Linked DNA regions of Homo sapiens: region 1 is linked to region 2. The links are chromatin contacts, found by Hi-C in ENCODE. All regions are on one chromosome and are shown on one strand. The core of a region is the stretch at or near the end of the contact, and the rest is flanking DNA. Distances in the headings are between cores, read along the strand shown.

Region 1 (6,339 bases), core at 292-2,791, 930 kb after region 2:
GGGAAGGAGGGGCCTCCTCGGCTGTTTCCTGTCTCAAGGCCTGGGCGGGAACCCAGAGACAAAAGGGGACCCCACCCAGCCCCACCCAGATGACAGGGAGGGAGTTGATGTCGTTGTCTTTACACCCCCGACCCCCCAGCCTGTGGCCAGTGGCTGCTGCCTCTCCCCTGGCACAGCCTCAGACTTCTTGACCCTTTCCTTCACAAACCTGGTCCCCAGTGGGGGTGGATGTCTGCCCTTCTCTTGACCTTTCTGCCCCTGGGAGGAGGACTGGCAGGCCTGCCCCTCAGACCCATCTCCCCTTGGTGTGTGGTACCCACCCTTCCCTGGATGGCCCTGTCTCCCGGCAGCCTGTCCTGGGTGGGCCTGTCCTGAGGTTCCTCTTTCTCCACCACCTCTGACATGGGTTTTCCTGGGCCTAGCTCCCATCCTCCTACAAGCTGGGGATGAGGGCACAAGTCACCCACGTCTCCAGGGCTCAGTGTTCTCCTCATCAAAATAGAGAGGACAATGTTTCATAAGCTCATTTTATAAGAATGAGGTAGAACAATGTGCACAAAGTGCTTAGCTCACGTCCTGGCTAGCCCTCCTCTTTGAGCCAGGCTCGTGGTCTCTTGCCTTCGGTGCTTAGTGGGGATCCTGGTCCCCAAGCTCTCCCCAGGGAGCTTCCGGAGTACACAGCGAGTGGCCTTCTGCCCCTCCCTGGGAGTCCTGGCAGGAAGCCCAGCTGCCTGTATGGCCACCCTACTGTGCCATGCCCCTACCTCCCGGGCTTCTCCCTGCCCTCCACCTGCCCTCCTTGATGGTAAATTGGGCTCCAATATCACTTCTACCAACTGTGTCCTGTGATACTCCATGTACCCCAGGAGAATGTCACCTCAACTTGGTGGGAATGTTTGGACCCTAGGGTGGAGCCTGACTGCTTCATCTCAGTGTCCCCAGGGCTCAGGCCAGGCCCCATGGATGAGATGCATCGAGGGAGCATCAACAACTGGCTGGGAAGTGGCTGGAGGGAGGTGCCCCTGGTCCCTCCTGGAAAGATAGTGCCTGGTATGTATCTGTCCAAGAAGTGTCATGCCCTGGCCCCGTCGGGCAGGAAAGAAGGGGCAGAAGATGCCTGGACTGTGTGGGAGGCAGGGGTGGGTTGAGGTGGTGGGCAGCTCCGGTGCTGACTTGCCAGCCCTGACAGGGACAGTTGCCTCCTTGTCTGTTCCTGTCCCCTGGGGCCGTGCTTTGAGGCACTCATTTCAGCCCCATCTGGTCTGGGTGGGTGTGTGCCACTGCCCCCTCCCTTGGACAGCAGCGTGCCTTCCTCTTTCCCTCAGGTCTCTGCGAGGACGCAAGGTGGGAGACCCTGGAGGAGGGGAGCCACTGCCTCCTGCCCTGGGCCTACCTGAGCTGCAGGTTCCTCATGAAGTCCTCCATGGTCACTTGGTCCAAAAGCACAAAGTCAGGTTTGCCATACTCAGGGCCTTCCTCGTCCTCCATCCTGCCGGCTGGAAACACCTTGCCTCACCTTCCTGTGCCTGCTGGAAGGACAGTGAAGGAGAGGGGGAGGGAAGGCTAGGGGAGGCCCCACCGCCCCCGCCCTGCCCCACCAGCCTCCTCCAGTGCTGGTGTAAAGTAGGAAGTGGGTTCTAGTCCTGGGAGGGGCTGCCCTCCGCACTTGCCACTCCTTCCCCCTCGAGGTGCTCTAAACCCTGCTTCCTGTCCCTGCGCCCCACAAGGAGGCTGTGCCTAACGGTCTGACCCGTTTGCACGCCAGGGGCGAGGGGCCGGATGCTGGGTCCTCCCCGCTTTGGAGGGTTCTTCGCTGGCCTCCTTCGGAAGCTCCCCTCCACCCACAAGCAGGAGACAAGACTCCGTGGGTTGGCTTCCAACCCTGGCAGCACGTTAGAGTCACTTGTGGGACTTTAAAGAAAGATTTTTTGACGTGATCTTGGTTACCTGGCTGTGTGTGTCTCTCAAGTCAGAACTGAACACTAGATGCAATATACTGTATGTACATTGTACATTAATACAAAAATGAAAAAGGATCCTAATGCCCAGGCCTTTGGGGTGGGGGCAACAGCCTTCTTTGCAGTGTGAAGGCCACACTGGGGTGTAGACGAGCAAAGCTTCTTGTGTGACCTGCCAAGGGCCAGTGGTCCTAGCACTGCAATTCCCCACCCCAGCCACGGGGGAGGGACAGAGGACCCCAGAGCATCCTCTGCATGGGGCTGGCCTTCAGTGGGACCCCTGTGCCCCTAACTGTCCTCTGCCTTGTACTTGTGTCCAGCCGATCCCCCATAAACTGCAGTGAGGACCAGGAACATGCCTGGAGCCCTGTGGCCTCATCTCAGAGCTGCTGTCCCTGCACTTTGAAGATGAGGCAGCGCATTTGGGGAGCGGCTGCATTTAGGGAGTGGCCAAAATCTCCAGACACTGCATTCCTGACACTTAGTGCTCCTGGAAGAAGTGGGAGGGGTGCAGTTCTCTTAGCTTCCAGGCAGACTGGAAAAAGTTCTTTTTCATCCCAGGACAGACTGGGGCAGGTCACACCCATCCTCTAGGAACACTGGGGCGATTCTCTCATCAAAGGTCAAATGGATGCAGTTCTCTCTCATCCTACAAATAGACTGGTGACATTTCTCTTTCACCCCTTCCCTCATACAGGGAGGTCAAAGGGCAGACTCCAGAATTCCCAAACTTCAGTCATTCATGTGCTGCCTTTGAGATTTGTTGTACTCATAAGCACTAGTTTAACTATTGTCTTTCAGTCATCCCATTTTTTAAACTTTGAAGTAATGGATAGGCAAGTTAAGTTTATTTTTTTCTCTCGAATACCTTAAAGCAAATGCATTCCTGATAAAACTGAAAGTACTTATTCAAGTACCTAATAAAACTGAGTCACGCACCACTGCAATAAGGGGCCACTGGCCTGAAAAATCCCCAAATTTGTAAGTGGGCAGCCTCTGGCTCCACCCTGGGCCAGACCTGGGGCTCCTCTTGGGCAAATTCAAAGTCAGTCCTTCGGAACTCTGACAAGTGTGGCCTCCTCCCCACCCCCAGGCTCTTGGGCTGGTGCTTTTGAAGGGTTTCCCAAACCTACACTCAAGTCTGGGAATTCTCACCCAGACTCTTGCCAGCTCATCTGTCTTTTCAAGTTTCACTTCCCCAACCCCCAGGGAGTCAAGCCAACCAGTGGAACCAAGATGGCTGTATTCCAGTAAAACGTTAAGGACACCGAAATCTGAACTTCGCAAACTTTTCATCTGTCACGTAATCATACTATTTTGGGTATTTCCCCCACCACTAACCACTTAAAAATGTCAAGACCACTCTTAGCTCAGAGATTTGGCTGGTGGGAGGAGTTTGCCCGCCCTTGCTTTAGCTGCTGCTGGTTGCTGGGACCCTGGGCGTCCTTCCTTGGTAGTTTGCACAAATTTGCCATGCATTGCCTCATTTGATTCTCATGACACATGTAGGAGTTACTGTTATTTTCATTTTACATATATTAAAACCGAGGCTGAGATGACATCACTACAAAGGAAGTTCCCTCCTGGGTCAACAGACCTCTGGGCCCTTATAGCACTGAATTCAGTGGGTCCTACTCAAATCCCAGGGAAAAGTCGGTCAGTCAGAGTCACGGCCTGGTCCTCAGAAGGGAGGACAAATGGTAGCTCTATCTGCAGCTTCCCCAGGGCATGCTCCTTACAGGGTATGACTGGTAGAACAGGTAGATGAACAAAGGCAGAGGCTCCTAATGGAAGGACAGCAAGGAGGGGCCACCACCAACTCAAGCCTGGCAGGGGCTGAGGAAACCATCCTGGCCCCAGTGAGTTTCCCTCTCATTATCTCATCTGGATCAGTTTCACAATGCCTGCCTCCACCAGGGCTCCTACGGCTGCACCTGCAGGTCCCTTGCCCTCACCCTCCTCGTTGCAACCTTCAAATCCCAGGCTTGCTCTGTTGGTGCTGACCTTGCAGCAAATCCCCAGCCCCAGAAAAATGTCCCCTTTCAGGGGAGTTGCTTTTTCGGCTCTACACAACTGTACCATAACTTAGTATTTCTATTAAAAATTTTTTTTTTTTACCTCATCTGAGGTGATACCATTGGGCTAATTGTAGGGGAATGGCTCTACCTAGGGGTATACTCTCATAGGCCACAGGCCACACAGCTCAACTGAGCCTCCTGGAACTGAGAGTGGAGGCCTAGGAGGCGCTGCCACAAGGCCAGCTCCATTCCCCGCTCCATCCTTCTGGGAGGCTATCAGGAGTTACTGTCTCCTGGGATTTTTTTTCTAAGCAGGGATGTGAGACTTCCGGTTCGTACCCCACTCCCCCCATGGTATAGCTGCAGACTAGACAATCTGCTCAGCTGCAGTCTAGAATTGGCTCCTCAACAAGGGGAGATGCTGTGCCTCCTGTTGCAGGCCCCTTTGGGTGCTTTTCCATTCACTGTCAGTAGTAAATTGGATGTAAGTCACTGGAGGCTGGGTGTGGTGGCTCACGTCTATAATCCCAGCACTTTGGGAGACTGAGACAGGTGGATCACCTGAGGTCAGGGAGTTCGAGACCAGCCTGACCAACATGGTAAAACCCCACGTCTACTAAAAATACAAAAATTAAGGCATGGTGGCATATGCCTGTAATCCCAGCTACTTAAGAGGCTGGGACAGGAGAATCGCTTGAACTCGGGAGGTGGAGGTTATGGTGAGCTATCATGCCACCGCACTCTAGCCTGGGCGACAGAGCAAGACTTCGTCTCAAAAAAAAAAAAAAAAATGCTGGGCCTGGTGGCTCACGCCTGTAATCCTAGCACTTTGGGAGGCTGAGGTGGGTGTATCATGAGGTCAGGAGTTCCAAGACCAGCCTGGCCAAGATGGTGAAACCCCGTCTCTACTAAAAATACAAAATTAGCTGGGCATGGTGGTGGGCGCCTGTAATCCTAGCTACTTGGGAGGCTGAGGCAGGAAAATCACTTCATCCGGGAGGCAGACGTTGCAGTGAGCTGAGATCATGCCACTGCACTCCAGCCTGGATGACAGAGACTCCATCTCAAAAAAAAAAAAAAAGTCACTGGTACTTTAATGGCTCTATTTGTCAGGGCTTGGCCTGGCCTGCTGCAACATTCCTTGACAACATCCCCAATACCAACATGGGGCACATCACACATATTAAGGGTATTACTTCTGTAACTTGTTTGAATGCTTAGGTGAATACCTAAGACTATCTGATGAGACAGAATGTCTTATCGAGCCAACCATCAAATGCTCCTGGAAGGTAAAGCTCCTGATGACAGTGCCTTTGTGCACCATCACCTCACTGTAGAACTCAGCCAGTTGGCCTTGGCTTGTGAACTCTCACCACAGCTTGCCACTGTCAGTTGAAACTGGTGGCACATGCACATAAGATGATCAGAGTTCCAAGTGGCTATCTACAAGCATGAGCATTGAGAATGGTGAAATACTTGGGGATCCCTTGGACTTAGCTGACAACTCCTTCAAGAAGACGCAGGGTCTTCCTATCTTTGCATCTGGCATATGTAAAAAACAGGCAAGACTAAATCACATATTTAAATCCATATTTATTAAATATCCCTTGTTTTTCATTCAGGAGATACCAGAAGGGCCCAGGTCCTGGTGCACAGCAAAGCTTCTCATTCTGGAAGCAGAGAACCTGGCACCCAAACCTAGGGCCAGAGGTCTGTCTGCCAGACCCACAGCCCAGGCCCAGAACTGGAAATTCCTGACTCCTTCCAGAAGGGCAACAAGCGAGGTTTCAAACTTGCTCAATTAAGGTGCCAAGGCTTGCATTCAAATTCAGCTCCACTCCTCACTAGGTGTATTAACACAGGCAGGCCTCATCTGTAAAAATGAGATGAGAAACACTTCAGAGACCTGTTGTGAAAATTAAGTGACATAATTGACACAACTAGGGATTATTACAAACCCCTGTTGCCATCGGTGGCAACAACAGAACTGAACCCTACTTACCAACTCCTGAACCCACTCCCACCATGAGCTGAGAGGCCTGTGACCAACCTCAGTGGCAGCCCATGCCCTTTCCAGGGGCTGAAACACTGGCCACTGACCTAAGGTAACTCCGGAGAAAAGACTATATATGTTGAAACCAAATCACAAAAGCAGTAAAATACCACCCTCAAGAATCAGGGTTCATGAGTCCAAACACTAGACAACTGTTTGTCCCAAAATAGTATTGTGAGCTTGAAGACAATGAACCTTTCTGGGATTCAATCACCTGACTTACCATACGGGAAGGTCAAAATACTTTTCATTAGCCAGGTGACTCTAAATAAAACAGGAGTGAAGTGACTTGCCAGGTCAGACCTTCCTG
Region 2 (6,502 bases), core at 2,147-4,646:
GCCGAGGCAGGAGGATCACTTGAGGCCAGGAGTTTGAGACCAGCCTGGGCAACATAGTGAGACTGTCTCTAACTTAAATTTTAATCACACACACATTCTTTTGGGGGGGGGGGGTGCGGGGCACGGAGTCTAGCACGGGGCCCAGGCTAGAGTGCAGTGGCGTGAGCTCACTACAATCTCTGGCTTCTGGTTCAAGTGAGTCTCCTGCCTCAGCCTCCCCAGTAGCTGGGATCACAGGTGCCCACCACCATGCCAGGCTAATTTTTGTATTTTTAGTAGAGATGGGGTTTCGCCATGTTGGCCAGGCTGGTCTCGAACTCCTGACCTTAAGTGATCCGCCCGCCTCAGCCTCCCAAAGTGCTGGAATTACAGGCATGAGCCACTATGCCCAGCCACATTCTTAACCTTAAAGGGCTCTCAATATGGAGATAGAACACTGGAGTCGAAGTCCCAGCCCCCTCTGTCGCTCTCTCTGAAGCTCAGTGTTGTCATTTGCAAGATGAGGACAATATAGCATGCAACCTCACCTTCAGAAAAGACTCCATGGACTTTGAGGCCAGAGAGTTGCTCCGGAACAGGGTGTTGGTCTTTTGTTACTTGGTCATAAGTAGGCGTTTTCCTTTTGATTTGGTTCTAGGAGGTTAGTGTGCATTGGCGTTCTGTTGCCTGCTTCCAGCCCCTATTCTCCTGCCTCAGGTTCATTAGAAAAGACTGAGTTTGGGGCCGGGCAGGGTGGCTCACACCTGTAATCCCAGTACTTTGGGAGGCCAAGGTGGGCAGATCACGAGGTCAAGAGATCGAGACCATCCTGGCCAACATGGTGAAACCCTATCTCTACTAAAAATACAAAAATTATCTGGGCATGGTGGCACGTGCCTGTAGTCCCAGCTACTCAGGAGGCTGAGGCAGGAGAATTACTTGAACTTGGGAGGCAGAGGTTTCAGTGAGCCGAGTTCGTGGTCACTGCACTCCAGCCTGGCTACAGAGTGAGATTCCATCTCAAAAAAAAAAAAAAAAAAAAGAATGAGTCTGGCCCCTTTTTGTCTTTCTCTCATCCTCTTTGCCTTTCACCATGTTATGATGCAGCAAGAAGCCCCTCATCAGATACTAGTGCCATGACCTTGGACTTCCCAGCCTCCAGAACTGTGAGAAAATAAATTTCTGTTCTATGTAAATTACATAGTCTGTGGTACTTTGTTATAGCAGCACAAAACAAACAAGACAACAAGCAACAATCATGTGAACAGAAAGAAAAATGGGCATAACAAATGAACCATGTTTTTGTCCAAATTAGGTTCACAAGCCCTTATCTGCACCATCCAGACTCAAACACCTTAAGATTTTGGTAGTTCATTTGGTAGCAAAAACTGACCTTAATTGTCATGAGGATATTTAGAGTCGTCTTATATTCCACTTAGCTGATTATTCACACATATCACACACTTAGCTGATTATTCACACATATCACAGCAAAAGCATGAACATGTCTGATTACCAGTTCCTGTCCAGATCCTGTGATAAGGGCTTACCCAGGACATACATGGTATAACTTTTCTGAAATCTTAGATTGAATTCCAAAGCACATCTGGACTTAAGGGATTGTGGATATATACATATATATACTATATGTATATATATACACATATGCATATATATACATATGTGTATATATATACATGTGCATATATACATATACATATGCATATATAATATATGTATACATATACATATGCATATATATACATATGCATATATACATATACATATGCATATATACATATGCACATATACATATACATATGCACATATATACATATGCATATATACATATGCATATATACATATATGTATACCTATACCTATGCATATATATACATATATGTATACCTATACCTATGCATATATATACATATATGTATACCTATACCTATGCATATATATACATATATGTATACCTATACCTATGCATATATATACATATATATGTATACCTATACCTATGCATATATATACATATATGTATACCTATACCTATGCATATATATACATATATGTATACCTATATCTATGCATATATATACATATATGTATACCTATACCTATGCATATATACATATATGTATACCTATACATATGCATATATATACATATATGTATACATATATACACACATAGTATATATACATATACACTATGTGTGTGTGTATATATATACACATATATATACTATGTGTGTGTATATATGTATATATATACTATACTTTTTTTGAGACAGAGTCCCGCCCTGTAGCCCAGGCTGGAGTGCAGTGGCGCTATGTCGGCTCAGTGCAAGCTCTGCCTCCCTGGTTCACGCCATTCTCCTGCCTCAGCCTCCCGAGTAGCTGGGACTACAGGCGCACGCCGCCACGCCTGGCTAATTTTTTGTTTTAGTAGAGACGGGGTTTCATCGTATTAGCCAGGATGGTGTCGATCTCGTGACCCCTTGATTCGTCCACCTCGGCCTCCCAAAGTGCTGGGATTACAGGCGTGAGCCACCGTGCCCGGCAGGATTTATATTTTAAGGAGGCAGGGGAGTTATTCTCCATGGGAGGAAATAAGCCGTGAGCTGCCTTGCGCTTTGGCATGTTTCTCTATCATACAGATAAGAAGCTAGTTCAGTCAAGTGTATGCAGATTTGTGGATGGAAAAACTGGTGCTCCCAGGAGGAGGGGAGCAGATTGAGGAATTACTGACACCTTCTAGGGGCGACCAGCCAGATGTGCAGGTGAAGCACAAGACAGGTTCTCTTCATGCCTCCACTATCCTGGCCTCGACCAAACTGCAGAGGGAAAAACTCAGGTGAGAGTGAGAAAGCACAGTCACTTTCAGTTAGGTTTGTAGCGGTGTGATCGTCACTTAGCACTCATTTATTCGTGTATTCATACATTTATGCATGTTTCTTTCACAGATCAAACTGTTGAGGGTCCACAAACAGGCTGAAGACCTCGTCTGGAGGGAGACTGCAGTGAACCCAAGATCGTTCAAATAAGCGCATCGACATAACAAGATTTAGAAAAGAATAAGCACGGTGCTGTGAGAGCAGCTAGCGGGGGCTGGACTGGGTCCCTGCGGCCAGGCTTCCAAGTCGAGCTGCCGTTTGGGTGGGACCAGAAGACGGGCTAGTCTGCGCCCCAGGATCCCTCCCTGAGGACAAACAGAAGGCCGGGTCCTCCCTTCTCCCGCTTGTCCTTCGGCATTCGCGGGACCTGCATGCTAGACCAGCTGGCCGGACAGCTCGCTAGGACCCGCGGGTGCGGCTGGCCCCTACCATTTCCGCTTCCTGCCGTGGGGCGGGGTTTCCGGTTGTCGGAGGCGAGGCTTGTCGGCTGTCAAAGGGGCGGCCCGGCCCGGCCCGGAAGCTACAGCAGCGGCGCGGAGACTGCGGGGCGGGCCATGGCGGCGAACCTGAGCCGGAACGGGCCAGCGCTGCAAGAGGCCTACGTGCGGGTGGTCACCGAGAAGTCCCCGACCGACTGGTGGGCGGCGAGACGGGCCAGGGTCGGGCCAGGGGCTGCCTCAGGGGTGGGTCTGTCTGGGGCGAGCGGGGGACTCGGGGGGAGCGGGAGCGCGAGCGCGGAGCGGTGCCCAGGCAGGTGGCCTGGGGCTTACCTGTCTGCCCCTCCACACCGCAGCAGGAGTGCTGTCTCACCCTCGTGACCCCTTGCCCCGCCGATCGTGGACAGGTTAAACCCGGCTTGGGGGGACCCAGTGAGTCCCCGCCCCTCCCCCTGTCGCTCGCCACCCACTGTGGGCTTCGCGGGCTTCCATGTTGGATCCTCGGCCTGGTCGTGCTTGCTAGCTTCGCCAGGTTCTTCTTTCCAGTCCTGGGACTTCCCTGGAGAAGGGGTTCCTGCACAGCCCTCTCTGAGAAGGCGGAAGCCACGCCCGGTTTTTTTGCAAACGCTGTGTTCGGGGATGGGCATTTGAGAGCGGCCTGGCAGCCGGGCTGTGAATGTGAGCCCTGCCCTGGGGGCTTCAGACGAGGAGCTCAGGGATCTGGGTTCTTGGCTGTCTGTGAACGTGGACTTCAGAACTTTCGTTTCTCCAAAAAGTGTACTCTTTCTTGTGCCTGAGCCATGGGAAGATGTACGAAAGTAGGATGCTCGCTATCTATTTGGGAAAAGGTCCCATTTTCCCTCTACCACCCAAGATATCCTCACTTTCCTCTTTGCTTAAATTGTTTTTACTGACCAGTTTTGAGAAATCCCAGTTCTGAGAAATATGCTGAGTATGGTGGGCTAAGGTGACCAACTTTGGGGAATAGAAACTGGGCCTTGGAGTCTGAGTCGTGGTGGGGCCACACTGTGGTCAGCACTGAGGCCCTCCCAACTGTCTTCCCCTTGTGTGGGGGCCATCTCCACTTGTGTAAGTGCTTTCTCATCTCCTCTGCTCTCCGTAGTGCCCAGCACAGAGCGGCTTTTATGCAGTGTACTATTGTGACCCTGAGGATGTTATGGCTTTGCTTTTTCCTCAGCCCTGGGCCATTAGGGGAAGAGCTTTAGAACACCAGTTGCTTGGTTCTATGGGGTCTCTGTAGACTCTCCTGTCAGGTCTGAGTGCCCTGGATGGCACTTATGCCAAACAGCACATCTTCTGTTTTGGAGGCATCTAAAGAAGGATATCTCGTCATTTCCTTGGTGGGGTTTTCTGCCTGCTTTATAATCCCTCAGATTTACCCACGTCAGTCAGTGTTATTTTTCTCAGGAGAGTTTCTAGATGTCAGCCCTCTGTTTTGCCTCTCTCCTATTCCTGTTCGTGTTTCTCTTAGACCTCTCCTGTTACTTCAAACCCAGTCAAAAGTATCTCTGCAATGAGTGCCCCATTTTCATGTCCACATCATACCACTTGGCTTTAGAACCCAGAAGAATCTTTGCCCCTCTTCAGCCCTGCCAAATTAAAGATTTTGCTTCTTAACATGCTCTTGATCACTCTGTTTACCCTGGCAGACTTACCTAGGAGCTTCCTGGCACTCCTCATCTATCTCCCTTCCAGGTCTCTCTTCATCATCAGTCTTCTCAGGAACCATCACTGGTTTGGGATGATGCCTCCCAGCCCACCTGGCAGTTTGGGCTTCCCTCTTCAGACCTCCTATGTTCCTAGCCTTTCCTTGGGCTGCTTACGAGAGCTGTCTGCTACCACTCCTGGCCCGGTGCTTACCCACCCCATCTACTCTCTGTCCCTCATGAGGGTTGTGGAGCCTCCTCTTTCCCCTCATGAAGTCAGAACCCACCCATCTCACTGGACTCATCTGCCCAGACAGCCATGCTATGCTCCCTCCCTACCTCCAGGCTCCTGCAGCACTACAGGTTGTGTCACTCAGCAGCATAACCCACTGACCTCCACCCTCATCGTCACAGCCATTAAGGTAGTTACTCAGCAGATACTATGTGGCAGATTCCTGCACACTGCGGAAAAATATCTGGACCATGTCACTTCCGTGTCTGTAACTCTACAGTGGCTTCCTGTTGCATGTTGAATAAAGCCTAGACTCCTTGCCCTGCTGATGCCCTGCATGACCCAGAACCTACCACCCCTTTCATTTACCACACTGTGGCCACACCTGTTTGTCACCACTCTGGCCGTCTTTCTCTTCCTCAAACTTACAAGCTGGTTCCTCTTCAGAGTCCTTGCTCTGCTGCTTCCTCTGCATGGAGCACACTTTTTCCACATCGTCCCAGGTGGCTCCCCAGCCTTCACTTCTTGGCCCCGAGGTTGCCTTCTCAGAGAGGCCTTCCTTGATTCCTAGCTCCTTGTTTGTAGGCACTTTTTCCCATCTTTCTGTTTGACTTCCTTCAGACACATGCCAGACACAAAATATGCTGGAAATCCTTATGGATTTTCTTGTCACCTTTATCTCTTACTAGAAGGGGTGGGGTGGGCTCTGTCTCTGTCCTCGGTGCTTGAGGCACGGTTGTTACATGTGGCAGATGCTTAGATGAAGGATGGACCAAGTCATACAGAAAAAGTGGTAGAGATATCAGAGGAAGAAGAGGTGGTCTCTAGTTTGGTGGGTCATAAGAGGTTTCACACACACAGTGCTGGCATTGGGGAGGGCAGATAGAGTGGGGAGCAACCATGACATCAGCTCTCCATCTTGGATCTGTCTCCCGCCCCTGCTTACTCCGTATCTTGGCATGGTTTGTTCTCACCTGGTTCATGTGTCACCTTCAGCACCTGCTTCACTCTCTAATAGTACGTTAGTGTTAGGTGTGTGTTTTTTCTTCCGTTAGAAAGTAAGTTCCATGGGCAGGACCTTTTAGGGATTGTTCATAGCTGCATTCCTGTAACTAATAAGCAGTAGGCTCTCAGTACTTATTTTCAAAGGCACTATTGAATTATAAGATGCTTGACACTCCATATGCCTTGCTGTTCAGAGGCCAGTGCACCATGTTTTTTCATGTTGATTTGAAACTTCCTTCGCCCTTCTTTCAAAAGGCCTCTGAACTGGGAATGAGCCTCTGCG

Evidence for each region. Hi-C counts contacts between places; a loop is a spot of excess contacts on that map. Pooled maps may share reads with other maps.
Region 1: a loop to region 2 is called in a map of naive thymus-derived CD4-positive, alpha-beta T cell, with 9 times the contacts of the local background. The contact joins the promoter of MYO1G here to the promoter of DBNL in region 2. A Hi-C loop is called at or near these places in 1 of 168 maps with a recorded cell type or tissue (naive thymus-derived CD4-positive, alpha-beta T cell), 1 of 37 single-sample maps with no recorded cell type and 7 of 50 pooled maps.

Annotation. Positions count from the first base shown.
Region 1 is chr7:44,977,474-44,983,812 of GRCh38, forward strand. It overlaps MYO1G (myosin IG), which reads right to left and starts at 1,542. Exons shown (of 22, transcript NM_033054.3): 1 at 1,394-1,542. The coding sequence starts at 1,488. It overlaps SNHG15 (small nucleolar RNA host gene 15), which reads right to left. Exons shown (of 3, transcript NR_152597.1): 3 at 5,550-5,849. RefSeq lists a silencer at 1,485-1,574 and enhancers at 1,775-1,844, 1,875-1,924, 3,152-3,281.
Region 2 is chr7:44,041,306-44,047,807 of GRCh38, forward strand. It overlaps DBNL (drebrin like), which reads left to right and starts at 3,397. Exons shown (of 13, transcript NM_001014436.3): 1 at 3,397-3,515. The coding sequence starts at 3,433. LINC00957 (long intergenic non-protein coding RNA 957) reads left to right here. Exons shown (of 3, transcript NR_072982.1): 3 at 2,948-2,991. RefSeq lists a silencer at 3,437-3,656 and an enhancer at 3,595-4,095.